3 separate regions of the Mus musculus genome follow, and regions 2 and 3 are each linked to region 1. Evidence: chromatin loops called from intact Hi-C (ENCODE). Cell type or tissue: left cerebral cortex. All regions are shown on one strand. Links, peaks and the distances in the headings refer to the core of each region. The heading gives the core; the rest is flanking DNA.

Region 1 (9,905 bases), core at 1,923-6,922:
AGCTCTCTCTCAGGCTCCCAGTTGTCCCCAGGCTAATGAGGAAGGGGTTCTTCCTACTTAGTTACTACATGAGAGAAAAGATCCCTGTAGGCCAGGAGATAGGTTTGGAGGCTTCCTAGGAAAGTTCAAAGTTGGGGAGCAATGGTGTCTCTCTGGGTCTCAGCTTCTTTTTCTGCAAAATGATATCATTAGTACGGCCAGTCAGAGTAACCCGAAACCTACGAGTTGGACAGGAACACGGAACCTAAACCTCACGTTCACAAAGGTCCTCCATCTTCCCCAGTGGCTGCTCTCCTCCTCCCTCAGCCCTTGCCTTCCTTTAGCCTCCAGCCTCCTGCCTTTTTCCTGTGCCCGCCCAGCAACCTTAGTCATGCTGGATCCGGGCCCAGTCTACTTGGCTGCAGTCTGCTGCTCACTGCACTCATTATTCCAGGCACCCTGTGATTTACTTTTCTAGTGAGTTAATTGCAAAATCCATATGGAGTGGAGAGAAAACATCCACCCAGGCTTGCCATGAAAAGCAGGGCACAGAGGAAGCTTTCCATCTTGGCCGGCGCAGCCTGCAGAGGCAGGGGGAGGAAGCCGTTGCCACATGGTTTGTGCACAGAGCTGAGCTGCCAAACTCAACACGAGGCATGAGGTGTTTGGACCCAGTGATTCCCTTTTGATTTTCCCCTCTCATCCCTTTAGACAGACATCTCTCTCAGCTTGTGAGACACGCTATGGGCATAAGGTCTAGGTGATCAAAGACGACTCTGGGAGCTTTGCTAAAGATGCCATTCCCGAGCTTCTCCCTCCAGAGTCTCATCTAATAAATCTTGGCTGGGGCCATGCTTCACCCCCTGTACGCTGTTAGTCTGGGCAATCTGTAGACCAAATGTTGGGAAATAAACCTTTGAGGTGAAGGCCGGTGGTTGAGGCATTAGCAGAACTTAAGAGAAGTTCTTGGTTTTCATCTATCCATTACGTGCCCTTGGACAAGTTATGACTTGGAACCTTAGAGTGCTTGAAATCTCTAAAGCAGGAAGCAGAATGCCTGCCCTACATGTGCCTCGAGAGCATAACACCACGATGCTGTAAGCCTTTGACACAACCCCTGCCTCATGTGGAAGCTGCCCACCCCCCACCAAAAAAAAAAAAAATCCCAAAGACAATTCACTTTTCTTTCCCGAGAAGGTGTTCTGTAAAACTAGCCTGCAGCAACGTAGCTACTGAATGCTAATCTATTTCTGAATGTGTTTACTGTTTACAATATCCAGGGGCCTTGAGGGGGAGAATCAGCTCTTGTTTTGAAAGCACTTTGTAGATGAAAAGGTGTTCAACCCTCAGGAGACTTGGTTGGTGGAAGTTTAGACAAATGTTTATTTTAATTTGCTGTGTTATAACTTATTAAAAAGCCTCTCCAGTGTGGAAGGACTATTTTGGGTCTCACAAGGGATCCAGTAGTTTTGAATAGCTTGTCATTAACTCATTCATTTGTTCAAGCAACTCTACCTGAGCACCTGGGCACCAGGACTGGTGAACAAATGCCACCCCCGGGACTCTGCCTCTGAACAATGACAGTGTAGGATCCCAACACCCACGGGAGGGTGGGATGGGGTGGGGGCTGGGGGATGGGTGGGGTGGCAGAAGCCCAGGGAGCTGTGACTTCTCCCAGCTGGGGAGACTGGGCCTTAGGAAAGTGTCAAGCAGGAAGTGACTCCATTTCAAAGGCACCCAGATTGTCACACAATTTAAAAAAGCAATTCTGGTATTGGGATCGATGTGTAATTTGAGATCCCCGGAGGCAAGCACTATTCTCCCCAGAGGTCACCCCCACACCTTTAATTTCTGAGCCACTAGGGAAAGTGGGAAAACTCTCCTAAGCCTCTGGCCCTAATATTCAAGTGCTTCCCAAACACTTTGGCTTTAGAGGTTCCTTGGGTCCTTCAGACACAACAATGTCTAGCTCTCAGCTTATTATCTCTCTCTACAGTCATGCCCTAGCATCCCTCACTGCATCACCACAGTTGCCTTGCCAACTGGCCTGACGGTTTATGTCCCTGAAAAATTCATACGTTGAAACCTAATTTCAGGCATTCTCTTAGTTTGAAGAGCTAAGGCACCAAGGAATTGATTAGGTCATAGGAACTCTGCCCTTATTTCTAGAATGAATGCATCTATAAAATAGGCTTGAAGAAACTGTTCCCCTTCCCACCATGTGAGGACATAGAAAAGGAACCAAGAAAGTAGGCCCCTCACCAGACGAGGAATCTACTGATCCTCTGATATTACACTTCCTAGACTTCAGAACTTCCAGCAATAACTTTCTGTTGTTTATAGTTTACAGCCTAAGTCATTTTGTTATAATAGGCCAGATGGGGCAAGGTAGCAGTGGTTCTCAACCTGTGGGTCAGAAACTCTTTCACAGGGGTCACCTAAGACCACCACTGGAAAACATAGATATTCAGGTTATGATTCATAACAATAGCCAAATTACAGTTATGAAATAGCATTGAAAATAAATTTATGGTTGGAGATCACCATGACACGAACTGCATTAAAGGGCTTCAGCGTTAGGAAGGTTGAGAATCACTGGTCTAGTGCTTGCACACAGCCAAAAACTATATCACAACCTGCATCCATATTCTCTCCTTCCCCCATCTATGTAGTTACACATTTCTCTGCTCCCTTGTAGTTAGGCAGAGCCATATGACTAAGCAGAGCCATGGGCTGTGAAAAGCAGCCAGAAAGCCATTTGCTGCAGAAAATGCAATCTCTATTACTCTGGATCCTTGAGAGACGATGCGGAGCAAAGTCTGACTAACAGAAGAAGCAAAGCCAGTTAAATCACGGAAACACCAGGATTGGCCTCTAATTGTTCCATCACAAATGCAGGCTTGCAAATACAGAAATACTGTTTCTATCGATAATTGCCAAAATCGGACCTGCAGGTATAGGTACTGACGGCACATTGGACAGTACCAAGGATACGGGAATGAATAGGCAAATAGGTCTCGAAACTGGAACTTGAAACCTAGAGTCAAAAGAAAATAGCCCATGCTAGCACCCCAATATCCCCTCTCCCCCACAGTGCTCCGCTGGTCTCTGTTTGGACTCAGGGTAGGACTGAACTTTTTGGTTCTTGTCTCTGAAACAGTTCTGTACTTATGACAATCAAAACTACATGCAGCTGCTGCTGTCTGCTTCAGTGCCCTGGGGAGGGGAACTGGTGGCCCATTTTATCCCTTTTCTACCAAACTATAACCCTGCACGCTTCCAGGGTTATATCTGGATTTGGCTCCAAGGTGAAGAGTCCTCAGCTCCCGAGGCCAAAGGCTTTCAGTTCTGACAGTTCCTTCCCCTATCTATACCAGATTAAATAATAGTTTCATCGGACCAAGTATCACTATATAATTTTTGGAGTTACTATCCCGAAAACATTCAACACATTTTAGTTGAGCACAAAAGCAGGTTCTAAATTTGAGACAGATTCCACGTATTTTCAAAAACAAACATACTAATGCATTTCATTCCAGCGTCACAGGTTTTGAGGTCCCTGTTAGGCAGAAGGGCAGAGTGCTCATACAAATGTCTCGCTAAGATGTTAGACAGAGCCTGATTTGGAAAGTGCTTCAATGGAAGGCCCTCGTCCAAAGGCAAGCAGGCTGGCCAGGAGAGTTCCAGGTCAGAGGAGGAGGAGCCACAGTCCTTGGTACCTTCATCAAGACTGTGTTTCCTACTCTTTAGTCATACTATGGTGGAGTTAGCTGGTGCTGGGCCAGAAACAAGGAGGAAGCTAAAGGCATTGAACACACACAACAGCAAAACGCTGAGATCCATATCCTAGCAGAGCTCCTTAGGATGCTGTGACTTTGGCAAGGTCCATGGCTTCATGATTCGGAGGTTTCTCTGTATATAAAGTAGAGGTAAGTATAGAAAGGAGTGTTTTAGTTTTTGGAGGACCGCACAGATTGTATTCTGCAGCTTGTTAGCCTGAATCCTCCTACCCCAAACACTTCCATATTCCAAGAACCGATCTAATGGATGAATGTGTGATGGCTGAGGGTTTTGCTCAGTAAAGCATACTTTTGCAAAGCCCTGCAAGACACCAAACTGTAAGTATATTTAAAGAAGATAAGATGTCCTAGGATTTTCCTTCTGTTTTCATTTGTTTGGATGTTTTTGTTTTTTTTTTTTTTTGTTTTTTTTTTTTTTGTCCTTTTTTGTCCCCATAAACATCAGTAGCATTGGATGGAGGTCATGCAACTTTTGCAACTACCTGGTTCTAGAACATTCTCATCACTCCCAAGAGAAGTTTCTGTTCTCACTAAGAGTTACTCCACTTATCCTCCCCAGGTTATGGTGGTTTTAGATAAAGATAAGAATTTAAAGCATTGCTAGTAGCTGTTACTTTATGAGCATTGGCTGGCACTGGCTAAAGAGGAGTACCCATAGGACCATGTCTGTGGTGGGAGGTGTCAGTAGAAGTACAGGCACAGGAGCCGTAAGACACTAGAGAAGCGTATGACCAGGGCTCGGAGAGAACATGATGAAGATGGAACCAGTCAAGGCAGACCAGAGAACAGGAATGCCAGTGATGTTACAAGTGGGGACTGGAAGGACTGGATGCAGAGACAGACATAAGTCTAGGAATCTAGGAGTGCTGACTCAGCCCTATCTGGCCTGGTGTGACTTAGGAGTGCCCACAGGAGGACTGGGTGGGGACACACAACTCTCCCCAGCTGACAGGTCTGAAGTGGAAATCTTCCTGGCCTAGCTCCCTCTGGAGTTGCAATACAGCTGACTTGGAGGCAGGCAGCCATGGACAGTTAATGAGTGATTTATTGGTGTTGCTGTACAGCAGCTTCCCAGGGACCTGTTCCTAATTAACAAACACTAGCTAGATGGCTTTTTTTTTTTTTTAAAGTTAGGAAGTCTTCATAATGGAATTATTAATTCCTTCCATAATGGGAGAAAAGACTTCATCTTTGCTTGTTGGCTGATTCTAGAATACAACAGGTATTTAACAGAAAATCCTCACTCTCTCTCTCTCTTTCTCTTTCTCTCTCTCTCTCTTCCACCCTCACCTTCCATCACACACACCCTCATCTATGCTCAAATCCATACACACTTGTTACCACACTTCCCAAGCACTGGCATAATTTGTTTCCACACTGAACACGTATATTGGTGTAACTCACATACTGTCAAGGGCACCTTCCCTTGACACTTGCAGGTGCTTGCATCCAGTGGTTTCAGCACAGACACATTGTCAGGTCAGTACTCAGCCACACACAATGTTGCTCAGGCTCTGCTGCCGGGTCACTTCTGTAGTCCCAGGCAGGAATGTGTTCTGGGGTCATCCTGTCCCCCGTGAAGGGCTGAGTCACCAAGAAGGGGTATAGATTGGGAGGTCTGACTTGGCTTGAGTAGGGAAAAGCTTCAGGGTCCCTGGAGTCCATTGTAGGAAGTGGCAACCGGTCCACCATTCAGACTCAAGTGTTCTTTCTTGCCTGCTGTTCATGAGGCCCATGAATTCAAGAATCCTACTTCTGCCTGGGAAATCATGGTGCCTACCAGAGTGCCTGGTGCCTAACAGGCATTTCTAATGGGGCTGGCTGTTTTTCCCTCAGAAGACACATTAATGTCTTATGCCCAAGACCTCAGCACATGCCATATTTGAAAATAAGATTGCTATGGCTAGAATTGTAAAATGAGGTCGCACTGGAGCTAGAGGCCCCTTTATCCAATCTGCCCTTACTGTCAAGAAATAAATGCATACATTGATAGAGAGACGGCCGTGTCACAGAAGGCAGAGGCTGCCATGATGCGAGCCAAGGGATGGTAAGAATGGCCAGCAACTCATCAGAAGCCAGGGGGAAATGAGGAAGGATCCTGCAGACTTCAGAAAGAGCCCACCCTACATCTCAGGCTTCTTTCATCCAGAGTGGCAAAGAAGTGGCAAGGTGAGAGATTTGGGGATTGGGTTGTTCTGAGGTACTCAGTCTTGTATTCTGTGTAAGAGTTCTATATCTTGCATTCTCCTGGATCTCTAGCTAGCATTCTCAAATAATGGGCATGATGGGCAGGATATATGATGAATACCTTCAAACCCATGTGTATTCATGGACTCTCATGTCCAGGCTCTGAACCCATGAAGATGCATATGCTACAGTTTTGCCAAGACATACACAGACCTGTGAAAAAGGTTAAATGTAAAGAAAAAAGGATGCATTTAACCATGAGGCATAGTTAAAAGGCTCATTGAAGAATACCCTCATGAGACTGTCCTGTACCCCCGAAGGGGACAGCAAGGTTAACTATCACATCCGCTTTAAAGTTTTCACCCCATTTTTGAGCTGTAGACTGTGGGCTTCATTAAGACATCATTGTGGTGGAATACAAAACTGATCAATAATGGGCGGCACTTTTTAGACTAATTAGCCAGCTACATAGGAACAAACAATAGACAAATCCTTACCTTGCTTTCTGAGGATACCCAGCAGCAACCAGCTCACTTGGTTCAGCTATGATAGCTGCTCCGAGGAACTTCCCCTCTGCCTTTTGGGGCTCCTGTATATTCCCTGTCTGTGAACATGCATCAAATTTGTCACAAAGGTTTTACTCTAGGCTCATGAAAACAGCTTGGCCAGCCATGTCTTTCAATATCCATGACATCTGCAAGTCAACAGTGCTCCAGGCAGTGACGAGAATGTGGAGTCATGCAGATATCTATGCTTGAACTTGGTCCCTGCCACTTATTAAATTAGTGATCGCATGATTGGTGCCTAACATGTCTCAGTTCCTATTTTCTTATCTGCTCCAAAAGAACATAGCAGTTTTATAGAGACAAGAAGGTAAAATAAGGGTTTTTAAAGAGTATATTTATACTTGGCCTGTAATAATTACTGCAGAATATATATTATTAAATAAATTTTAATAGCACTTAATTCAGTAGTATAATTATACTATTATTAAATAAGCCATTTTTTATTATTATGTCCCCTGAACATTGGAATTTGTGAAGGATACATACAGTTCACTGAAGGCTTTCAATGCAGGTTCTCCTACCTGTTATCAATGTTCTATTCTTTATTTTTGGTTTGGCATACTATAATGGTTAATACTCATCATCAGCCTGGGAGGATCAAGACTGTCTGGCCGTCTGTGTAAGAGTTTCTCGACTGTCACTAACTGAGGTAGGAAGAGCCACCATAAGTCCAAGTACCTATTCAATGAGCTAGAGGACAAGACCAAATAAAGCAGAGGAAATAAGAGGATGGCCAGCCTTTGTCCCTGTCTGCTTCCTGACTGTGGATGCAAAGTGACCCGCTGTCTCAGATGCCTTCCCACCTCGAAGGACTGCACGCTTGAACTCTGAGCTAGAAGACATTCTCCTTCCCTTAAATGACTCTTGCTGGGTACCCTGCCATTTCATTGAGAAAAGTAAATTATAGAGATAAAAGAGGGGGAAAAAAAAGAATTGTGTGGTGACCAGGAACTGGCCTGACACCCTCAGCTTACACAGACTGTGGCATTTTCCTGTTGGATATAAGCAACCAACACCCTTTTATACTCCAGCTCCAGACAATTCTGTGACTTACAGTAGATGAAGCCAAAGACAAGGACACCCTGGGGTCATTTCTGAATTCAGGCAAAGCCCAAAAGCATCATCCAAACCACAAAGCGTCAAACAGCGCCCACGCTGCCTAGTATTAGGGACAGCTGCTTCTTCCCATGGTTCTGTGGCAGTTCTTCCCTGATTGGCTGGCTGCTGGCCACTCAGTGCTCATCCCAGCACTGAGGTGTCCTTCTGCAAGGTGGCTATGTAGGGGCTGTCCACTGTCTCCTCTGTACTATGAACCCCTAGGTTGAGACCACCCCTGACTTCCTGCAGCAAGCTAGTCCACTGCATAGTCAAAACAAAGAAAGATTTCTGCACTGTTCTGCCCAGCTTAACCCACCCACTACCACACACCTAGAAACATGCTCCTACTGCGAGATTCGTTTAAACACAAGTTGCTTTCTTTGAAGAGACATCATTTCATTTCTTCTTCCCTTCTTCCCTGTACTAGCATCCAGTGTTCCTCGCCAGGCAAGTTCTCCCAGCTAAAACGTACAGCCACTGGTTAAGAGTGTGTGTAAGGACAGAGAGTGTTAAAAAAACGTCAATGCTGTCCTGAGAAGTATGTACCAGGTGGTCTGCTTGGATCATTCTTTGATCAAGCAGGAGGCTAATCTAAGGGCAGCATGCAAAAGAGCTAACCCACAGCAGACCTGACGTTGCATCTTAGAGACTTCTTCTGCTTGCAAGGATGATCCTGACTAGTCTGGGAACCTGCTGATAAACAGCCCCTCCCTGAATCATAAGAGTGTCTTGATGCCAGGGCTGCTTAATGTGCTCATGTTAAACACCTGTATTGTTTCTGAGTCTGGAATTTCAGGTGTTACCTAGATGATCAATCCCCTGATCCAAACCTCGGGCTCTAGGTCTCTCCTGCATTTCCCTGGAAGATGGCACCATGTGGATGTCATTATAACTCACGAGCACTTGTCACTCAGCAAAGGGACGCTTGGAGCTGGCTTCTTCCTCACTCTGCCCCGTATGCCTTCGGCATAGAAGCTTTGCCGTCTCTTGGATCATACATTTGGGCAGTGAATCCTGCTGTATGCTGGCCCCACCAGGGTGTCACTGAACTGTGGGTGTGTCCCAACACCTGCTTTAAGTTCTAACTTCACTGTCAGAGTTCAGAGCTGGATGACGGTAGAGCCATTTATGGGATTGCAGGTATTGAAGAGTTATTTATTGTGGGTTGTTCTGCTTGTTCTAAAAGTGAATAATAATGGCCAGGCTACTGGGGCCGATTTCTAAGACCTTTTCATTTCTACCTGAGGGAAATGTGGCATAAATATTTTTTGCAAATACAACCCATCCTTTAGCTTTACTAACAGTAGTGCTGACGTTGTAAGTGCGAAGGTGGAGGGTACAGCCAGGAAGAAGGCAGTTTCTGTGTGACAGGAGGAGGAGGGACTAGAAAAAGCTATAGCAAAGTTAACATAGGAAAGAAATCAGTTGTCAGAGAGAGGCTGGAATCCCTTCCCTTATGTGGCCTACACATAAAGAACAGGTCATGCTTGGAAACCGCCCTGACACACAAATGTGGGAAGGTAGTTGGTGTGGAAAAGACCAATGAGGGACCACGAGTCCCTGTGGTTCTGCTCTTTTGAGTGCATGCTCTTGCCTCGGCTTCCCGGCTCACTCCCGTTCTTTGGAGGGCTTTCCCTTTCTTAATAACTGTCTCCATTTCTATGTCTGAGCCAAGGTACAAGGGCCCAGAGATGTCAGGTACCCTGGGTCTCGTATTGTAACACTTGTGTGTAAGCACACACTCTCTCTTAGCTACCAGCTAAAGGATGCCTGGATTCTCACTGCTGCCTGCCTTCTGCCTCCAGCCCATTTGTTTCCCACTTGGAGTGGCTTCTGCATTTTCACCACCCACTTCACACCCAAGATGGCTCTTCTCTCCTCCCTCTCCCATCTTTGCAAGGAGCTGGAATTGCGAACCATTTCCCTCTGTTTATACCCTGCTTTGAACCTGGGTTGTTCCACACACTGTCCTTACTCCCTTCGTAGAGGTGTATTCCGCAAAAGCAATTTATTTTGTAGTTAGGGTACTACAAAACTAAGTGTAGCAAACTCATTTAGGAGCCAGGCTGTAGAGTTGGGGGCGGAGAGAAAACTACTCTTTAGTGTTCAAAACATGAAGGGGTTGCCTATTTATTTGAAGGGAAGTGTACTTCTTAAATGGGGTGGCAGTTTCTCACGGAGCAGCCTGGGAGAAGAGTCCTGGAGAAAAACCAGGCTTATTGGAGCCCTTAGACTTGGCCCGGGTACCTGGGAATCATCCCTGGAATGAGAGCCA
Region 2 (9,905 bases), core at 2,831-7,830, 360 kb after region 1:
CCCTCTGATTGAAGTGGATCGTGAGGGGACAAGAACCTCAAACAGCAAGAAGGTACAGTGAGTGAGTGATTTATTTACTCTTGTCCTGGGATAGTAACAAGAACAAGGAGCTGATTTTCAATGCAAAGACATTTAGCAGGTGGGGCCACCATGCTTCTTTGACAACACCCTCCTTCTTCACTGTCCCTTCCTAAGACCTCCTAGGTCAATGGAAGGCCTCTGAGCCAAGGAGAAGAAGGAAAGAGTAGATCTCCACTCCCAGCAAGTGCTGGAATACATGCTCACTTATCCAGGGAACTGTTTGTCATTTATCATGTAGCCAACCCCACCTACAAGGCTGAGGAACATATTTACATATTTCAACTCCACTGCTGGCTGAAGCCTCAGAGAAAGTCATTCCAAGACAACCAGGGAAGAAAAATATTCTTGGAGGGGAAAAAAAAAAAGGAATTTCCTATCAGTTGAGTAAAACATTGCAAAGTTATTCGGATTCTTTTTATGAGGTTTGCATGTGACTCCCTCCCCTCCCCCACCACTTCAGTTCCCAAGCTTAGAGGGGACTGGAAAGTAAACAGATTCTGGTTAAAAAGATGTAGACAACACAGTTTATCCTTCTGCTTCTCAAGCGTGACAGAGCTTCAGTACAGCACATGCCTTTGACTCTACAACCCTACTTTCTAGGAATCCGTCTTGAGGAAACGCTAAAATTCTGTGAAATGTACAAAGTTGACTGCTGTGGTTATGCTACAATAAAATACTAAACGTAAACAAGAAATCAAGAAGTGTGGACTGGCTTAATGAAAGCGCGCTATATTAAAACATCTGGGCTCTATATTAAAACATCTGGCCACTGGAACTGTTGCTGTGAGGGAGGGGAGTTACAACAGGGTACAGGGTAGATCTATATGCTTTATCACTAAATATAAACAAGCATTCAAAATACTATATGACCTCACTTTTTCTGTACTCATAGAGTCTCAAGATGCAACCCCAACAGCAATTGAGCTTATTTTGACTTTGTCTCTATTGTCTGAATTTCTTCAGTGATAACATTTTACCTGGGTAATCTGAGCAAACAAAGAAAAGGACCATAAAGTAATAAACCCATAAACCCATACAGTACACACCATATATGTATGTGTGCAAACATGCATATACACATATGCACATTTGTATTTACAAGTTTTATTAAATACTTTCCTGTAGAAAGTTGTTAGGTTTGGGAATCTGTGTTGCTTAGCTGCCTGGGATCTAGGGCATGCTACTTTCAAAGTGGCTCCTACAGTTGTCTCTCAGAGCAAAGTGGATGGAGTGATTTGGCTCTCGATTAGATTACAATAAACTTGTGTGATAAACTATTTAAGGAGTCAGGTAAAAATTGGCCCCTTGGACCTAAAATTGACTTTGATTTACCCAGCGAGGCTTTTCGAATCAAACCCACAAGGGGTTGATTTTAAACCCCATTGTGTCTTTGTTTGTCACTGTTTAGATAGATGGATGGGTGTGGGAGAATATTCTGGGATGGGAGCATCTGAAGGCTGGGCCTGGGTGGAGCAGCTGTCAGAATAGGAGCAGCAGGCAGCAGAGGACTTGGCTGAGCATTTGCATGACTGCTTGCCCAATCTCCTTCTCCCCCAACCTCCATCCCAGTTAGAATGTGAATGAGCATCTTACATCAAGTCCCTCATTTGTGTTGCCCAGCAATCTTTTGCTTAAATTCCTGATCACCTCTTTTCTCAGAGTTGTAACTTCTGATCTGAAAATACCAGATTATATAATACACCAGTCTGCACAAGGATGGAATTCTGTCAGGAGAAAGGGACCCAGTGAAGCACAAATTCTAACAAAACTGGAAATGACTTTTCTAAGAAAAGAGAAGATATTTTTGTGTCAAGCACTTGAAGCTGGTTTTAAATAGACTTTGGATGCAATGTTGCTGGTTCTTTGGGCGCTGTTGATTTATTTCCATGCCTAACCTCACCCAACAAATGTACATCATTGGAGAAAGTTGAAAGAAGCCGGTAAGAATGATCACCGGTGACACTTGCTCGAAGTTTAATGGGTGCCGGTGCTTTCTTACAGAACGGTAGAATAGATGGCAGTATCATATTTTGCAGAAGAGAAGTGGCCCTCCCCACAAAACCTGCCTAAGACCTCACAGTCTCAATCCCCCAAATCTGTAAGTCCCACCTCCATTAAAAAGCTCCCACGAAAGGCTGAAGGGATTATACTAAAAAGAATTAAACTCTAATGGAAAGAGTCCTCTAACCCAATACCTACCCTTCTGTTAAAACCTCTGCTCACTGCCTACAATTCCAGGTCATTCCATTTGCTGTACTCTCAGGGTTCCTCCTTAAACTAAGCACTGATTGTGAACCCCCAACCCTTAGCAAAGACTGACTCTTTCCTCCACAGGGTACTTTCATGGCTTAATGCCCAAAGCCTACTTCCACCCGGAGAAGACTTGATTAAAAAAGCAGGACTGGCAACCCAAGAACATGAGGAATCTCTAGAGAATGGAATCTCACCATCCCTGACACCTTCTCCACCCCAGAACAGTAATCTCACAAACTGTCCTGCCTCTAATCCCACTCACTCTAATACCCATTCCAGCAGCTTTTCGCTGCTACCGAATCAGATACAGTTGCATCCCCACTCTAAACAGTCACAAGAGCGGACAAGCGGCACAGACCCAGTCCCACTAGGAGAAAGGGTTTCCTTGTCACCCCCACCAAAGAAAACAGGTTCTTTACAGTAGTCCTACAGCTCCTAGAAAGAGCGAAATCCGGCTTTCATGCTAGAGTCTGGCCTGGTCGGAACCGCCCACCCCCACCCCACTGCTCGCTCTCTCTCTCTCTCTCTCTCTCTCTCTCTCTCTCTCTCTCTCTCTCTCTCTTTCTCTCTCTCTCTCTCTCACGCACACACACACACACGCACACACACGAGAGAGAGAGAGAGAGAGAGAGAGAGAGAGAGAGAGAGAGAGAGAGAGAGAGAGAGAAAGCGCTTGCTCCCGCTACTACCACCTGTGAAAACAGTCTCTTCTCAACTTTAACATTTAGAAAAGCCGGGAAGTATAGCTACAGGCCTCCAGGAGCTCACCCAGGGTCTTAAAGAAAGTGGCCAGGCATTGAAAGGGAGGGGTAAGTGCACCCCAACTGTGAAGCGCTCCTGGTCGGAACTGGGCCGCCACAGCTCGGGTTTCGATGATTAGGCCCCGCCCACTCCGTCACCCCTCTAGAGCGGAGCTCTGTTCGGGCCACCAAAATAAAAAAAAAAAAAAAAAAGCCCCAAGGCCGAGGGCGCCCAGTCCCAGGTTGGCGAAAAGGGGGCCGCAGCCAATCCTGGAAACCCCATCCCGGAGGCTTCTAGAGGTTGATGGAGAGGAGAGTTAGTCACGTGGAGCCAGCAGCAGGGCTGGGAAGCTAAGTGTTGGGCCCCAAGAGCTGGGAAACAGGTTGCCGCCAAGCCCATCCCCTCCCCCAAGCCAACCGGCTGAGAACCGATTCCCGCCGTGCCCTGGTAGCGAACCCGGTCGCCTCCGGGGTGCACTCCTTCCCTAGCCCCAGCGGCTGGGCCAGAGCCGCTACGGCAACCCAGGCAAAGGCGCCTTCAGCAAGGTCAAGACGCGGCTGGTCGGCACCTGGGGATTTTTCCCCAGCCCTGCACTGGCTTTGCAATCGCATTGTTAAGGATCATGGCAGAGGCAGGAAATCCGAACAGCCCCACAGGTCTGCGCGGGGGAGGATTTATTTTACAGCGCCGAACACACTCAGACAGACCCGGGATTTCAGGGGGGAGGGGATGCGGAGTTTCAGGACACCGGAATGTGGCAAAAACAAAACCCTCCCCACCCATGCACGCTATCATCTGACTTGGGGGAGGGAGTTCAGGGCCACCAAGCCCCAGACTTCAGCGTTCCTCAGGGTTCTTTCTGCTAGGGCTGGGATAGCTTTTCCCTCTACAGGCGAAAAACAAGATTTAAAAACACTCCACTACTGTGGTTCTCTATCAAAGCCCATCAACGTGCGACAGGCTGCGGCAGCGAAGGGAGGCAGCGAGATAGGAGGGAGGGGGGTGGAAAGGAGCGCAGTTGAAACCAAACTGTTTTCAGTCCTGGAGGGAGGCGAGGGAACAGAAGCCATATCAGGCACCCATTCCCATAGCATCCGCATTAGGTATAATAATTTTTTCTGTCCACCCCCGCACCCCATAGAGGCCAGTACTCTACTTCCTAACCCACCACAAACACCCCAAACCTGGGCCTGGATGCCTGGCGTCTCTGGGCATTTCTAAAAGGGACTGGAGGCAGGTTTCTAAACAGGTGAAGGACGCTGGATTTAAAGCCAGGGAGGGGCCAAGAAAAGAGTCTTGGGGCTGCCTAGAACACCGATTTTCCGAAAACTACGTTCCCTGGAAGGCCATCCAACACCCCCCCACACAACACCTCCAACACCTGAATCTCAGGGCTCCACGGACTCAAAGAAATCTGAGTCCTGACCCGTTCTTCTTCACAGGTTAATCTTGGATCTCCACCCACTCAGTCCCTGCTTCGGTAACCGGTTCCTTGGGGACAGAGCTTTAGCACCCAAAGCCCACATCTCAGAAGTGGGCACCTCGGCACAAGGTACCCAGCTCCCCATTCCCCAAGTGGGTCTCCCAGGTACTTACAGTCCCCAAGCAGTAAAACTTTCAGGGTTGTCTTTCAAGAGCCGGGTGCTTGCAATACAGATCTGGGAGATCACTGAGGCAGCTTATATAATTGCCCATGATACTGTTCAGCGAACATCCTCCGAGCACGGCCGTACAGCTCAGCACAGGGACACCCTCTAGCCCCGGCGCTGGGGATCACGAGCATGCCCCACCAGCGCCTCTACAAAGCAGCAGGGTGATCTCCAGGGCTAATCAAACGCCAATAGTGCGCTCAGATGCCCGCAAAACCCGGGCTGACTCTGCGTCCTTATAGCTGCGTTGGTGGCTTACGGTTAACTGCATGTGTACAAACCTTCTCTCCAGGGTTGTGTTGTATGTGCGTGGGGGGTGGAGGAGAGGTGGCGACTGGGTAGGGGACTGGTGCAGGTCTGAGGCGGATTCTACATCTAACCTGAGCAAAACTCTCGTCCACACAGACCCAAGTGCAGAAATCGTCTTAACGTCTCCTGCTGAAAGGGATACCAAATTCCAAAGTTAGAGACCACGCAATTGAATTTCCAGTACTTTCCAACCTGGTTTAGGCGGGGGATGGGGAGGGGGCGGGTAGGGCATAGAAGAAGAGGGCAGTGGCCAGAGAAACCCACCTACGGACCCGCCAAGAGGCATTGACCATTCATAACACCCTTTACCCCCCTCCCCCAATAGTTATTGGGATATTCCTGGGTTAGGTGTGGACACACACACACACTCCGCGACACCACCTTCTTCCGCTTCTCCGATGCAAAGACTGCATTTTTAAATCACTAGGAAAATGACTAAGGAGCTCAGAGATCACATTTCAATACACAGCATATTTCCCGAAGCTGGAGGTGCAAGTAGTCACACACTCACAGCCCTGCACCCCTAGAGAGTCCACCCGGCGCCTGCAGTCCTCAACTCGTTCCGAGACAAACCGAACGAGAAACGACGCGACCGGCGAAGATGGGCAGGAGCCAAGCGGGTGGCAGAGGGCGTGCGGCTTGGGGGTCGCGTCCCCGGGTTACCGGCTCTAACCGCAGCGCGCACCGGGGCCGCTGCAGCCAGCTCTCGCCCCGCAGGGCAGGTTGCAGAGCGGGAGCCCGGCGCCGCCTCGTGGGCTCCTCCAGCGCCCGCCGTGAGTCTGGGGCGGGCGAGTCTGCAGAGGGGCTGCAGGAGACTGGGCCGTGGCAGGGAAGGGGATCCCGGCGTAGCACACGAACCTGGATCGAGCTAACCTCCATCCCACCCGCGGTCCAGAGTCTGGGGCCGGCTCCCACCTCTCCGCTCTCCCCCAACACTGGTTCCCAGGCTCCAGTACGCGGCGGACTCCCGGGGCTGCGGTGGCGGAGGCTCTGGGCTCCAGGCTCCTTGCCTTGTCGGCAACCTGGACGCCCCGCTCTCCTTCTCTTCCTCCCTCCCTCCCCAGTGCGGAGCAGGGAAGCAGGCTAGCATCTCCCGGAGCCCCCAGCAAGCTGCTTGAGCTGCCCGGACCTGCGAATGCAGAGAGGGGCGACAGAACTGGCGAGCCTCCGCCGTGGTCCCCAAGGCGCTTTTTCCGTAGAGCTGATCACGCCGCCTTACCGTGGCTGCAGGCTGCCACCGCCGGGGAAGCGTGGACGAGGACGGCGGGGAGGCGAGGCACCGCGCCGCTGGCTCCGCCGCTCCGCGAGTTGTATTGAGGCACCCAAGACGGAGCAGGTCCCGGTTCTGAGCTCAGCTCCGGTGAGACCAACAATAGCTCCCGCGGGGAGCGGAGCCCCAGCGAGCCTCCAGCCGCGCGCGCACGCCGGGCTCCGGCTCCCGGCCGCTCCCGGCCGGCGTTCCTGCCAGCACTGCTGCCCCACATGTAACAGCTGCAATCCCGAGGCTTCGGGGGGGGGGGGGCTGGGGCGGGGGTGCGCGCGCGGGTGTGTGTGAGTGTGTGTGTTTAATAGCTTCCCTCCTCTTCTTCCCCTCCCTGCCTGCTCGCCTGCCTGCCTTCGTCCCCCTCCCTCGCTCTCTTACACACAGGGCGAGCGAGTGAGCGAGCGAGACACACTCGCGCACACACGCACACACACGCAGGTTACATGAATGGGAGGCGGGAGCCAATCCTACGAGGCCGGCCGAGCGGCGCTTGGAACAGGGCTTCACCACGGCACCGGGGGGCGCCACACAGGTGATGCGCCCCCTTCCCCCGTGCCCACTCGGCCTCCTTTCCGCTCACCCATCTCTGTTGTGTGCCATGCCTTCCCTTATCTCCGTCCTCCCTTTCTCTGAGCTGCTTTCTCCATTTCCTCATCTCATTTTCTTTCTGGAATTCTCTCAAGTGCTTCAGTATTTTTCTCGGATTCCTCTTTGACCCTCCTTTCTCGCTTTCCTCGCAGTCTTTCGAAAACTTTCTCCTTCCCTGCCCCTACTTTTCTCCACTTCCTCCCCTCTTGTTTTTTGTTTTCTTGCCCACCTCCGAGTTGTGTATTAGTATATTGTGTAGCCCGGGCTCTTCTCTCTCATCACACCTCTCTTGGAGTCCTTGGCCCTGCTTCTTGCCTAACCCCTTGAAATACTTTTCCACACCTCCAACACTTTTCCTGGGTTGCTTTCGCCAGAAGTAATTAACAGTTCCTTCCTTGGGAATGCAAGATGCCTTAAAGAAAGGCCTTCTTTCCTGGGACAGCTTCCCCAAAACCATGGTAACCGCTACGGAGTCGTGATGGCAATCATTGGGGGAGAGGAGGGATGACAGTGAATATAGTCCAAGGAATTTCTGTCCTTCATGAGTCTGGATCTTAATTGCCAGCACATTACCAAAGGAAGAACATTTGTCTGTGATGGCGACACCGCTTGAACTCGGAGGCTTTTTGGAGAAACTAAAGAAATTCCCTCCTAAAGCCTGCTTCATGCTCCCTTCCCCTAGCTTCATTTTCCACCTACAAAACAGGTTCTAGCCACCTCCTTAGAGTGAACAATGGACAGAAAGCACTGAGGTGCATAGAAAGTACTCAGAGGTAGTTTCCATCTCCCATCTTCCACTACCTTTATAAGAAGTGTTTCAGGATGGATAGGTGATCAGTACTGATTCCCAGGCCACGTGGAAGGAAAGATTGGCTGTTACAAACAACAACAACAAGAGGGTACTGTGCCTCTGGAGACTCTGTGCAGATCACAAAGTTTATATATAAACTTGGGGTAGTAGGTGTCTCAGTACATCCTTGCTTCTGCATGCAAAAAGGCAAAAATGGGGACGATGTGGGCAGACTGCCTTATAATCAGCCCAATCTATTTTTAAAATCCTCACGATGAGTGAACACTGACCAGCGACAAAGCCTTTGAGACTTACTAAAATGTCAAGCCTTTGGGTGGCATTTATCAACTATGTGTCCTCACTGCAGACATCAAATGCTGGCTACCATCATGAAGGGCAGTCACATTCTGTCCTTCAACGAGTATCTGTTGACCATTTAGTCTTTGGCAGGTGTGTAATGGGGCTCTGGCTGCTTGGGTATGAAGCCAATCATTCCTGCCTTCTGGATTTCAGTGTCCTAGACATATCTCATAAAAACATAATGAGAAAAAAAAGAACACACACGCACACACACACACACACACAGAGAGAGAGAGAGAGAGAGAGAGTTCCGTCAGTGGCACTTACAGACTTTAAAAAACAACAGGTCTGAGGTGGGGGTAAGAAGGGGGTGCTTGAGAGTGAAAACTTTGGAAATCGCCTTCAGCTTCTGCACATTCTTGAGGTGGTAAGGAAACGGACTTGCATTTGAAAGCAGTGGATGTTGATGAGAAATGTGCTATTCAAACAGTCTCAAAGTATTTCCAAACAGGATGCAGATCACTTCAAAGGAGACAATGATAGCTTTAGACCAGAAAATTTTGTCATACTCCTCCTTCATCAAAACATCAGAGTCCACACCACAGGGATAGTGACAGGTACCATGTGCCCCCTGGTGTGGTGCACAGGACATAATGCCATCTCTGTGGTATCTCTACAGCAAATAAGGAACCTGAATCTAACCATTGAGATGTGTCAGACAACTCCAAACTGAGGGTCATTCCATGTAAGTGCTGTGCACTATTCAAGAACAGCAAAGTCCTGACAGAGGGCTCCAGAGTAGTCTCAGATAAAGAAACAGCTTAGTTGTTATGACAATAAATGTGACATGTGAGCCTGACTAGAGCATTAGTGGAGGGATTGGCATAGGTTAAAGAAAATTTAAATTATATAATGATACGTCCATGTTAATTTCTAGTTTGGGTGGTTAGAGAGGAGACTCCTCCCCCTTATTTAAATAAACATGCCACTGAAATGTTTAGAAGTTCAAAAAAGAAAGAAACAGTAGGGCCAATCCTTGCCTTTAGAAAGAGACACAGTGTAGAAGGTGTGATGCCTGGAAGCAGCAGTGTGAGCCTGATCTGTCCACCCTGGCTTAGGGGGCAAGGGAAAGCTTCCTGCAGGAGGTGCTTCTCAGGGCAGGCTGGACTGTGAAGTGGGAGGGGCTGTGTTCTCAGCCTGGAAGAGAACAGGACAGGTAAATGCATCAGGCGCCTGCACAAGCACAAGGGAAGCTGTAGGCCACGACTGGATCAAGGTTAGAGCAGTAGGCATGGTTGAAAGAGAAAGGGTTCTGAAGAAAGCATGGGGGAAAGCTATTGATGGTTCATAGCTGGAGAGGGATGTGATCTTGAGTACAGTTGAAACAAGATGATTTGGAAGCAGGAGGGAGGGAAAAAGAAGGAATGGGGTAGTTTGAGAAGACAAAAGACAGAAACAAGTAGGCGATTCATGTAAACTAAGGCATTTGTCATGAAGAAGAGAAGAGGTTTGAGAGCAAGTAGGTTTGTATGGTGAGGTGGACATTTTGGGTGGCCACCCAGAGGGGACTGGGCTAGAAGTTAAAGGTAACAATCTTTCTTCAGTTTGGTTATCCTGGTGGATGATGGAAGAATTCCTTGCAGTGTGGAACGGGTTCAGAAGGAAGTAGAGGGGAAATGAGGTCCATTGTCATCAGATGATAGTCCAACTGTGTGCTAAGTGCATTTGTTCATGCTCCTGTGTGGCTCTCTAAGGCCACAGAAAACAAATGACATTAGAGAGAGAGAGACATAGGGGGGGAAGGGAAGGGAAGGGAAGGGAAGGGAAGGGAAGGGAAGGGAAGGGAAGGGAAGGGAAGGGAAGGGAAGAGAAGAGAAGAGAAGAGAAGAGAAGAGAAGAGAAGAGAAGAGAAGAGAAGAGAAGAGAAGAC
Region 3 (9,905 bases), core at 2,220-7,219, 210 kb before region 1:
CAGGGGGAAAGAGGAGCGAGGCTCTGGGGAGAGAGCGGGAACCAAGACCCAAGAAGAACTTGGCCTGGGGCAGCTGGTGCCTACCCAGTGCCAAAGAGCCTGAATTGTTTTTAGAAGCCTGTAGACTCTGAAAGAAAAGTGTGCTTTGACAATTTTAAGAACTGTATTAAAGAAGTTAAATTTCCTCCCCCTTTTACTTTGAGCAAAAGAAAAACCAGGTAAAATACAGGGAGAAGAGGTCGGGCACAGGCCAGGTGTGTACCTGCTTTGTGTGAAGGCTGCTCCCCTGGGAGAGAGCTTGGGAGGGGTAAGCCGATGCAGGTCCTTGTCCAGGAGGGTATGGAACCAAGAGGAATGGGGTCCGTGATAGTGCCCTTCACTAAACAACAGGGTGAGTACTGATAAAATCCTTCCTAGCTTTGTGCTTCCTCATCCAGCAGTGTTATTAACAGTAACACTAGTATATTTGTTATTTATTGTTGATAAGACAAAATAACCTACCAAAAGTAGTTTAGGGCAGGAAGGGTTTGTTTAGGCTTACAGTCCAAAGGTGCAGTCTATTACGTTAATGGGAGCTTAGCAACAATGACTTGAGGTAGCTAGCTGGTCACACAACATCTTCAGTCAGGAAACAGGACATAATGCATGCTGGTACTCAGACAGCTTTCCCCTTTTAACACAGTCTAGGAAATCCAGCCTATGGAGTGGTGGGCTCACACTTAGGGCGGGTCTTCCTGCCTCAGTTGACCTACTCTAGAAACTCCCTCACAGATATATCCAGAGGTTCATTTTCATGACTATTCTAGATTCACCTGTACTCAACATCACACTCAATATCACAATTACCTTTGCAGGGATCTTACGAATCCTGGCCAACTTAAAGCTCAGTGGCTGGTATGAAATGAGCACAAAGAAAGAGATGGCCTTATAAATAAACTTTCTATACTACTGCTTGTCATAAGGAGGCAGATACTGGCAAGGAGACCTCTTTTTGATGGGAAGAGTATCTAAGGCAGGAGATGAAGAGTTAGGTACAGAGGGCCCAGATTTAATTTAAACTCTGTCTCTAAGCAGGGCAAGACATTTCTCCTTCCCAAAGTCCAGCCGTTCTATAAAACTGGTAGAGATCATATCCCCTTACCACCAGCAATATGATTTAGCCAGTGACATACTGTTGGGCCCAGAGCTAAAGACACACGTGCTGAAGGTGAGAGATTGGACCTTGTCGCCTCTGAGACTCTGTCTCCAGTTGCCTTGTCTGGCTTGTCAGGAAGGAGCACCACATGGATGAGCCTGGATTGGAGGAGAAGGTTCTGAGATGGGGCCAGAAGCCAAGGTGCTGACAAGCAGGGACCTAAGTAAACACTTGTATAAGATACCCTATGAGAGTGCTGAGGACCCTCCCAGCTCACATTTCATTACAGGATGTGTTGGTTTAAGCTACCTTCATTAAATCCTGTTCTTGGAACTAGACACTCATCACGGAGGAGACAGGTTCTTCTCCTAGGAGGTGGCAGATGTGGCCATCTTTGTCAACCCATCAACCTGCAGTCCGTACCTCTAATGGTACAAGGATTGTGTAGGATAAGCCCACTGGCCTGAATCTCCTGATGAAGACTGGGCAGTATTTGTGCCTACCTCATGTGTCAGGAAGCAGGAGTCACAAATGACACAGGAAGCACTGTGCCAGGCCTGTAGGGTAAGTGAATGTAGGAGAAAACCAAGGGCTGAAAGGGTTAAGCCACTTGCTGAAGCTGCTCTAGGCAACAAGGTTTTCCATTATGGCTCTGTGACAGACAGAGGCCACAGCTCTCTAAAGAGGTCCCTGAACATGAACTTCTTGGCTACCGTGGGTTCAGGAAATGAGGCCTCCCTTGCTTGGCCTCACAAATAGTTTTTGAATGGCTCCTCTCAGTGAAAGAACCCTTGGAAGTGAGGTTACGGAGAGATATCACGTGCATAGTGTGGGATGAGTATTGCTATCTGTGTGCACACTGACTTAATTTAATGGTGACATATCTCACGCAGATGCATGTTAGTGTCTCTGTATTTTTAGATAAGGGAACTGAAGTAAAGTTACGTGCCCTGCCGATGCCATACAGTAGCCTGTAGCAGAAGTACTGGCTTCCAGAGCTGAAGTGACAGCCAAGGAGACAGTACTCACATTCACTCACACAGATATGCACACACACACACACACACACACACACACACACACACACACACACACAGAGAGAGAGAGAGAGAGAGAGGTACATACACACTCTCACACACAGACACAAAACCAAACACACATACTCACAGATACACAGGCACATACCCACTCAGATACACAGACACATATTCACACATACACACACACACACACACACACACACACACACACACACACACACACACAGAGTCATGGAAGCTAGAGATGATGGTGAGCACAGAATCCTCTGCATGCCTATAATAAGACCTAGGGTGGCTATTGCTCATTTCACACACTGGTGAGTCAGGACCATGAGACTCAGACACCAGCCCTGGGTTCAAGGTTTAGCCTGCTTCTTATCACACTGTCTCCATTTATTTTGGTAGAACAGGTTGATGCAATTGGTCTAAAATTATAACGACTAAGTAGCTTGGCCAGGATTTGAACCCAGATCTATCTGCTTCAGGGTTTCTCCCCAGCACAGGACTCTCCTATGTCTTTCTGCATGAGTCCACATACATGTCTGACATCAGCTATAGCCACAAGGATGGACCTATGACTAAGGAGGATGAGATCAAATGAATCCTGTGTGTGTGTGTGTGTGTGTGTGTGTGTGTGTGTGTGTGTGTATGCACAGGTGTGGAGGTAGTACACACACACAAGCATGAGAATGAATACAGAGGTCAGAGATCAATATTGTCTTTCTCCCTTGATGGCTTTCAACATTTAGTTTTTGAGACGCAATTTCTAACTGGACCTGGAGCTCACTGATTCTGCTGCACTGGCTGGCTAGAGTGCCCTTGGGATTCACCTGTCTATGCCCTCCCTCTCCAGCCCCCCCCCCCACGCCCCCTCCCCCCGCCCAGTGCTGGGGTTACAGATTCATAATGTAGCACCTGGCATTTTACAGGAGTGCTGGGGATTGGCTTCAAATCCTCATGCTTGCACAGCATTTGCCTACTGAGCCATCTCTCTAACCCCCTTCTCTCGGGTTTGTCATCATTGTATTCACAGACAACTGAAGAGCACTCAGAAAGCTCAGCTGAAGCTATCTCTACCTCCCCCCGGCTGTGGAGTTTCATTGGGGTTTAACAGTGCAAGACTCGGGTTATAGACCCATCGTAAATTAGCTTTTCGGCCACATAATGAACAATACAAGGCAGCGTGGCTTTAAGAGGACCATTTATTATATTGCAATAAACAGAGCTATATAAAGAGAATTATTCCTGAGACTCTGCACATCTGTGCTCACAATCATGTCTTTACGTGAGCTTTGCAAACAGGGATAAAAGTCCAATTTAGACAGTGCATTGAACAGCAATTCTCCATTCAGCACGAAAGGTAATTCAAGGTATTCTAAAGGCATGAATGCGGCATGGGTCTCATTTTAGAAAAAGGTCAAAGCCATCTCTCTTGATCATGATCAGAACTGTTAATCTATACCATAATGAGCTGGTTTGAGCTTTGCAGTGTGGAGCGGTTGGTTGGACAGTGATTTGAGGTAAGTCTCCTTTCTCCACTTCGCAGAATTCGTGCACTGCCAAGCGGGCACTTTCCTATCTCTCTGTCATATCTAGCTAAAAATCGTACCCATTACACAGTAGGTGTGCTAAAGTGTGGTGTGAATTGGAAAGGGGGATGCTGATTAGTTTCTTTCAAGGGGTTTGTATTGAGTAAATGACTTGTTAGATGTGTATAAAGCCTACTGGTAACAATACTGTACAAGGTAGTCCAAGTGTGTTCTCATTTAATCCTCTTTTGCGGGTCTAAACAGGGCGGTGCTTATAGAGAGAAGGTTGGTAATGTATTATTCTTTGTAGAACCGGATGCCCTATCATGTGGCTGTCTGCCTGCCCATCCATCTATCCATTCATCCGTCTGTCTGTCCATTCATTATCTATCCATCCATCCATCTGCCTGTCTGTCCATTCATTATCTATCCTTCTGTCCATCTGTCTTTACCAAGCAGGTGTAGTAGGCCAGGCCTATGTTGAGTCCTGGGATTGTATCCACTAACAGACACACTTGCTACAGCATAACCATGGTAATTGCTGTCCAGTATAAGCACTAAGCCAGAAAAGAATTGGGGGGCAGATTTCAGAGGACCTTAAAATCCATACTGAGCTCATCTTTCATTCTGAGGAAAGGACAGAGCTAAAAGGACAGCCTGGCAGGGCAGGTGCTTCCCCATGACCCCTATTCTTGTAGCTCTCTCAGGCCCCCTTGTGGCCTTGCACTAGATAAGTCTCAGTAAAACACATCTGGAATCATAGGCGCTACTGTCAGTGTTGATAAACGACACTTGCTATCATTTCACATTGAATGTTCCTCACAGGCTCTTATGCTACACGCTTTGCCCTTATCTGGTGATGATACTTTGGGATGTTCTGGAAGCCTGGAGAGCTGGAACACAGCTGGAGGCAGCAGGTCACTGCTATGGTTTGAATGTGTCTGCCAAAGGCACAGGTGTTAGCATCCTGTGCCCCTAGCTAGTTGTGCTATTTGAGCAGGTTGTGGGGCCTCTAAGAGGTAGAGCCTTAATGGAAGTAGTGTGTCATTGTGGGTGGGCCTGGGGGTTTATAGCCTGTCCTCACTTCTTCTTCAGGCTCCCTGACTATGTATTTTGTCACAACAACCAGGCAAGTAATCAACACTGCCACTGTGGACACACCCTGTGAGTATCCCCGCCTCCTCCCTCCTGGCTCTTGCTCTACAAAAGATGGCATGCCCTAAGCAATCCTGGAAAGAACTTTCTGAAAAACTGTGATCCGACACGAATCTTTCCTCCTTGAATTCATTCTCTCATCATTCTGGTTAGAGCTATGCAGAAATGCCCAGTACAACACAGTTTAGAATCCCAAGGCTGAACAAGGGGAGGGTGTAAGTTTTTAAATTATCTGCTCACCAAGAGGAAAGGCATCAAAGATTAGAATGTAAGGGCAAGGAAGAGGAAATGAGTCCACAGCAGGAGGAGTTTGCAGTTAGGGCCACACCCCCACCAGTGCTGAAAGGTTAAATTGTAACAGTCGAACCCACCCTCCACCCTCGCCAACCCTTTCCCCGGTATTTACCAATGGAACAGTCGTGTCCAGTCCAGCTTGGGTCACAGTTGCAAAGTCCTGTGTCTGGGAGGAAGGTTCCGTGGCCTGAGCACTGGTCCAAGCATGTGGCCCTGGGTGTCTCGCAGTTGGTGCCTCCCCATCCCACAGAGCAGTGGCACTCGCCTCTGACACAGACACCCCTGCTGGAACATGTGGGGTCCATGCAGTCCACTGTGACAGGGAAGGAAGATGGTACAGTGAGTATTGGGACAGCAGTGTGAGACTCTTGGGAAGGACAACACTGTTAATCTGTCCACTAGGGGAGGTAACAGGTTCAGTAAAGAGTAGGATTTCAGTGAATGGTGGACCTGAGTTCCCAGTTCTCCAAGACTGTTTCGTCACCTGAAAAATGTGGCTACAAGTCCCTGCCCTTTGGCTTGTGAGGTAAACTGAGTATTAATGTCCAACAAGCATCAGCATGGCACCCAGAGCCTACCATGTTTGCAAAAACTGCAACGAGGGAGGAGGAGTCTCAGATGGGGGAACTAGGGTTCAGAAGGACACACAGATAAAATCGATCAGAAAGGATTTTCCTCTAATGCGTATGTGTGTATGCACCCAATTGTGCACATGTGTGTGAGTGAGCACATCTCTCTCTGTGTGTGTTGTATGTATATACAAGTCGACTAAGAGCAAGATGCTGGCAAGATGCTGGGTGCCTTCCTCTACTGTTTTCTGCTTTATTGTATTAAGATAGAATTCTTCATTAAATAGAAGCTCTGAGCTTTCTAACTATGAAACAGACACCGTCAAGAATCCCTACCATTCTGACTGCTACAAGGAGCCAGCAGTGACAGTGAGGGTCAGAAGAGACTATATGAACTATAGCATCAAAGAGGGTTATTTTTACATCCTCTCAGGACTTTGAGTAGTGAGGCTTATGCAAACTATGTGTTTGTCTATAATTCAAACATTCAAATGTATTAACTAATTTCATTTATAATCCAGAATATTTGACTTTTATACCCAGACCTGGAAACCTGGTCTGGGTATAAAAGAGTCACAGGCACAAAGGGGCCGAGACTTTATGAAAGAGAGCATTCTGGGATATTTGTTTTGAGGACCAGACTGTGGAGCCAGCTCTTTTGCCACCTCATTTTTAAAAGGAATTTTACTTGGCAATCTCAGTGGTAAGTGAGAAGGCCAAGGGACCAAGAGTAACTAGCTTCTAAAATCACAGTAATGACAGTAGCAAAAGTTGTCACTCATTTAGAAGCTTGTCTGTGCTACTCTTGGCTATTAAGCCTTTTATGTAGCTCTATTTAATCTATTATTTTCATTAAATAATTTTTCCAAGGCAGCACAGAAGGAATTTACATTTCATCCTCTCTCTCCTGTCTAGATTGCTTGCTATTTTCTCTTATAATCTGACTGGTTCAAAAATACATTTGCGCATATATGCTCACATAAACACATGAAGTGGTTTAAAAATAGAAGCCAAATCAAAACAGGGAAGGAAACAGGACAGTGTGGGGGATTAATAAGGCCCAACGAAGGCAAATGACTCTTCTCTTATGGTCTCCAGACACCATTTAACAACGGCTAAAGCATGACCTGCTGAAATTCAGGTAATTAAAAATAATAAAGACAACAGCAGTGATAAATTCTCATGACGGGCCTCAGATCCCGGAACCGCAGAAGGATTATTCCAGCCCATTAGACTACTGTGGCAATTCCCTTGGTTCAGAGAGCTTTCCAACTTGACAGCAAACAACTTGGCAAATCCTACGAAGAGACCTAGGAAAGCATTTCCCATCCTGTGAATGCCTGGCCCCAGCTTTGGGCTGACCCTGCTTCCGAGGAGCCCAGGGTGCCCTCAGGGTGGATCCTGTACACATCCAATGCTTGAGTGCAGCCTGGGAGGGTATCAGTTTTGGTGAAGTGTACTTGTCATTGCAGACCTGTCCTTTCATACACAGAGGGACCGGGGAACCAGCAAAGGGAACCCCATAGTCTCAGGAGAATAAAGACTAAGATGAGCTAATGAGAGGCCTTCTCTTTAAGAATCTGGTCTCCATGCTTCCAGGTGACCTGAGAAGCATAGGGAAGCTCACAGAGTTCCGTGTGACAGGGACAAGGAGCTCCTGGCACCCGGGCTAGACTTGATGAATGCCATTGGCCCTGAGCTCTGATCCTCAACTGAGGGCTGTTACCTGTGCTACAGTAGCCTTCTGCCAAGGAGGCTTTGAGTGGCCTGGGTCTGCCTCCTCCTGGGCCTGTGGGTGACAGGATAGTTCCAAGGATAAAACTCTCTTCTTCCCTCACACCGAGACAGCCTCATGAACATGGGTTATCTCCTGGGAGCTATGTGTAATGCAGGAGGTACCAGCAGGCCTGCGAGGGAGTAGGTGCTTGGGAGGTGGGCTAACTTGGTTTAGATTCTTTCTAGAAGGCATACCAGACAGTCCCCCTTTTCTCTTTCACAGAGCCAAAATTCCTTGCAGAAGCTTAGCTCATTAATGGAGGACGGTGCCCACACGGCCAGGCTGCAAACACAGGCTCCCTACTACCCCAACCCCCAAATGCTCCATGCTTCAGTGACCACACAAGCCACTAGATGCCCTTCAGGACTGGGAAGGCAGCGTAGTCTCACTTTTCACTCCAAAAGATCTGAGTCTGCACTCTCCTGCCCCTCCCCTGGTCCCCCTTCAAGCCTCCTGCCTTTGCCTTCTCTCAGGCTTTAAAAAAAATATGGAGCTATAAACTTCAGAAGGAAGAGAGAGAGAAAAAAAGTAAGCTTGTTAGCTGATGTTTTATAAACGGGAAACCCGTTAGCCGTGGAGCCCAGGGAGGAGGGGGAGGAGGAGGGAGGAAGGAGGCCCCCAAAACATTATTATAAACATGAGACTGTACAAACACGTTTTAGCAGAGAACGAGAAATAATAAAAGAGATCAGTCCCAGATGGCCCTCTTCAGAAAGGAGAACAGGAGGAGGAACACTTCATTTCAAATGGATAACGTAAATCAGAGCTCTAAACGTTACTTCTTTCTCTTTGAAAAAAAATATCCCACAGCCGTGGGCCACTGTCCAGTGTCCTTCTGTCTGGAGAATGCCACATGGACATGCTCAGGTGAAACATCCCACTGTTCTAATAGGAATCTCTCCTACTAGACCCTTCTGCGCAGGGTCTTCACCTCACGTGATTTAAGGAAAGGGAATTAAGGAAGATCCTCATGTCCTGCAGGCTGCCATCTTCCTTCAACAGCTACCGGCACCTCCAAAGCTAAGGTCTGCACCAGTACTCAGTGGCTCACTGAAGGGCTATAAGTAACAGAGACAGGAAATGCCTTTCAGACATTGATCCCGCCTGGCTTCTTACTTTAGGTCTGTTAACATTCTCTCTTTTAAGAGAAAATGGTGCTGTAAATGCAGGCTCTCTGTCACATACTAAGTGGGTTTAGAAGACTAGCCTTCCTCGGAACCTCTCTGCCCCACTGGGGAAGGAGCCTCGGTGCTGGCTGGTAGGAAATAGGAGGTGGTAGCAAGTGTATCCATTGCCCATCGGCTGCAAACGGTAAAGCCCATCCATTTCCAAACCCTGGGTGAAGGAGGCCGAAGCCTGGCTGTCCCCGAATAACGCTACTGATATAAGAGCCACAGTTATGGAGCATTTACTAGGTGTCAGCCACCGAACTAAGTGCTTGATATGGGCTATTTCGTTCAGCCCTCACAGTGGCCCCCTGGGGAAGGTAGCCTGGCTTTATGGAGGAGATGGAGCTAGGACTCAGAGCTCTGTCAGATTTCAAAGCAGGAGTCTTTGAAAGCCATTCCACAGAGCAGGTTGGCCTCTACCTTAGAGGCAGGCTGGCTGAATCTCACCTTCCTCGCAGCTCTCGCCCTTGTAGCCGGGGTTGCAGATGCAGGTGCCCATGATGCAGGTGCCATGACTGCTGCAGGCCACGTCAATACACTGGTTGGTAGGCACGTCACATTCGGCACCCTTCCAGCCACTGTGGCACAGGCACCTGCCCTTCATGTACTGGCCGTTCCCACTGCACAGCACGGGACAGGATGCTGAAGAGACAGTACCAAAAGCCTGGGTGAGTCGCTTCCCAGCACCCTGTCATGGGTGTCTCTTCTCTTCTCCCCTCCGCTCGGCTGATCACACCGGTTGATTGGTAGTGAACTCCCCTGTGTACCCATCACCCACTTCCCCTGCGATGGTTCATTGCAGCTTAAGCACCTCTGGGGTTGGAAGAGAAGGTGTGTGGCATGCGGCTGGGGGCTGGCACGGGGTGCTGCTGGCTTCTCTGGCCTCCTCTGATTCAGATGGAGCGCCCTGGCTGCCAGGAGCTTCAGAAAGGAAACTGCCATCTGTTTCTTATTATCAGTAGAAAAGATAGTATCTGGGGCTCCTGGCTGCCTGCTTTGCCTCTCCCGGCACTCTCCTGATAGCCCTCTGTTGTCACCACTCCCCCCCCACCCCCCCCACTGCATCACCACTAACTGTTGTCTTTAACCCTGGCTTCTGCTTCCCTTGTCTTCCAGGTCCCCATTCCAGCCTCTTACATCACAGCCCTCCAACAAAAAGAGCTGAGCCCAACTTAGCTCTTTGAAGTATCTTTCCATTCTGTCTCTTAGTATCAAGGTTTTGGGATCATCTCTATGA

What was found. A loop is a pair of places that touch in the nucleus more often than their neighbours do. Peaks named below come from ENCODE experiments on the same cell type or tissue, not always from the same donor. Only the 100,000 strongest peaks of a DNase experiment are listed, where the experiment ranks them.
Region 2: a loop joins it to region 1, with 2.2 times the contacts of the local background. A loop is called at or near these places in 3 of 42 quality-filtered maps.
Region 3: it touches region 1 in a loop (1.9-fold over the local background); 2 of 42 quality-filtered maps call a loop at or near these places.

The regions. Positions count from the first base shown.
Region 1 is chr7:96,566,017-96,575,921 of GRCm38, reverse strand. All of the region lies in intron 6 of Tenm4 (teneurin transmembrane protein 4), which reads right to left. Among named protein-coding and RNA genes, the nearest start is that of Gm15412, 230 kb to the right of the region's middle. In left cerebral cortex, for the core only: no CTCF peak of the experiment used is centred there; DNase peaks (open chromatin) are centred at 2,732 and 3,886.
Region 2 is chr7:96,206,757-96,216,661 of GRCm38, reverse strand. All of the region lies in intron 1 of Tenm4 (teneurin transmembrane protein 4), which reads right to left. Among named protein-coding and RNA genes, the nearest start is that of Mir708, 38 kb to the left of the region's middle. In left cerebral cortex, for the core only: CTCF peaks have their summits at 3,934, 5,788 and 6,833 (motif pointing right); DNase peaks (open chromatin) are centred at 6,058, 6,286, 6,686, 7,286 and 7 more places; H3K4me3 peaks cover 4,351 bases; H3K27ac peaks cover 4,044 bases.
Region 3 is chr7:96,773,380-96,783,284 of GRCm38, reverse strand. It overlaps Tenm4 (teneurin transmembrane protein 4), which reads right to left. Exons shown (of 33, transcript NM_001310762.1): 15 at 9,116-9,310; 16 at 5,266-5,466. Among named protein-coding and RNA genes, the nearest start is that of Gm15413, 23 kb to the left of the region's middle. In left cerebral cortex, for the core only: a CTCF peak has its summit at 4,411 (motif pointing left); no DNase peak of the experiment used is centred there.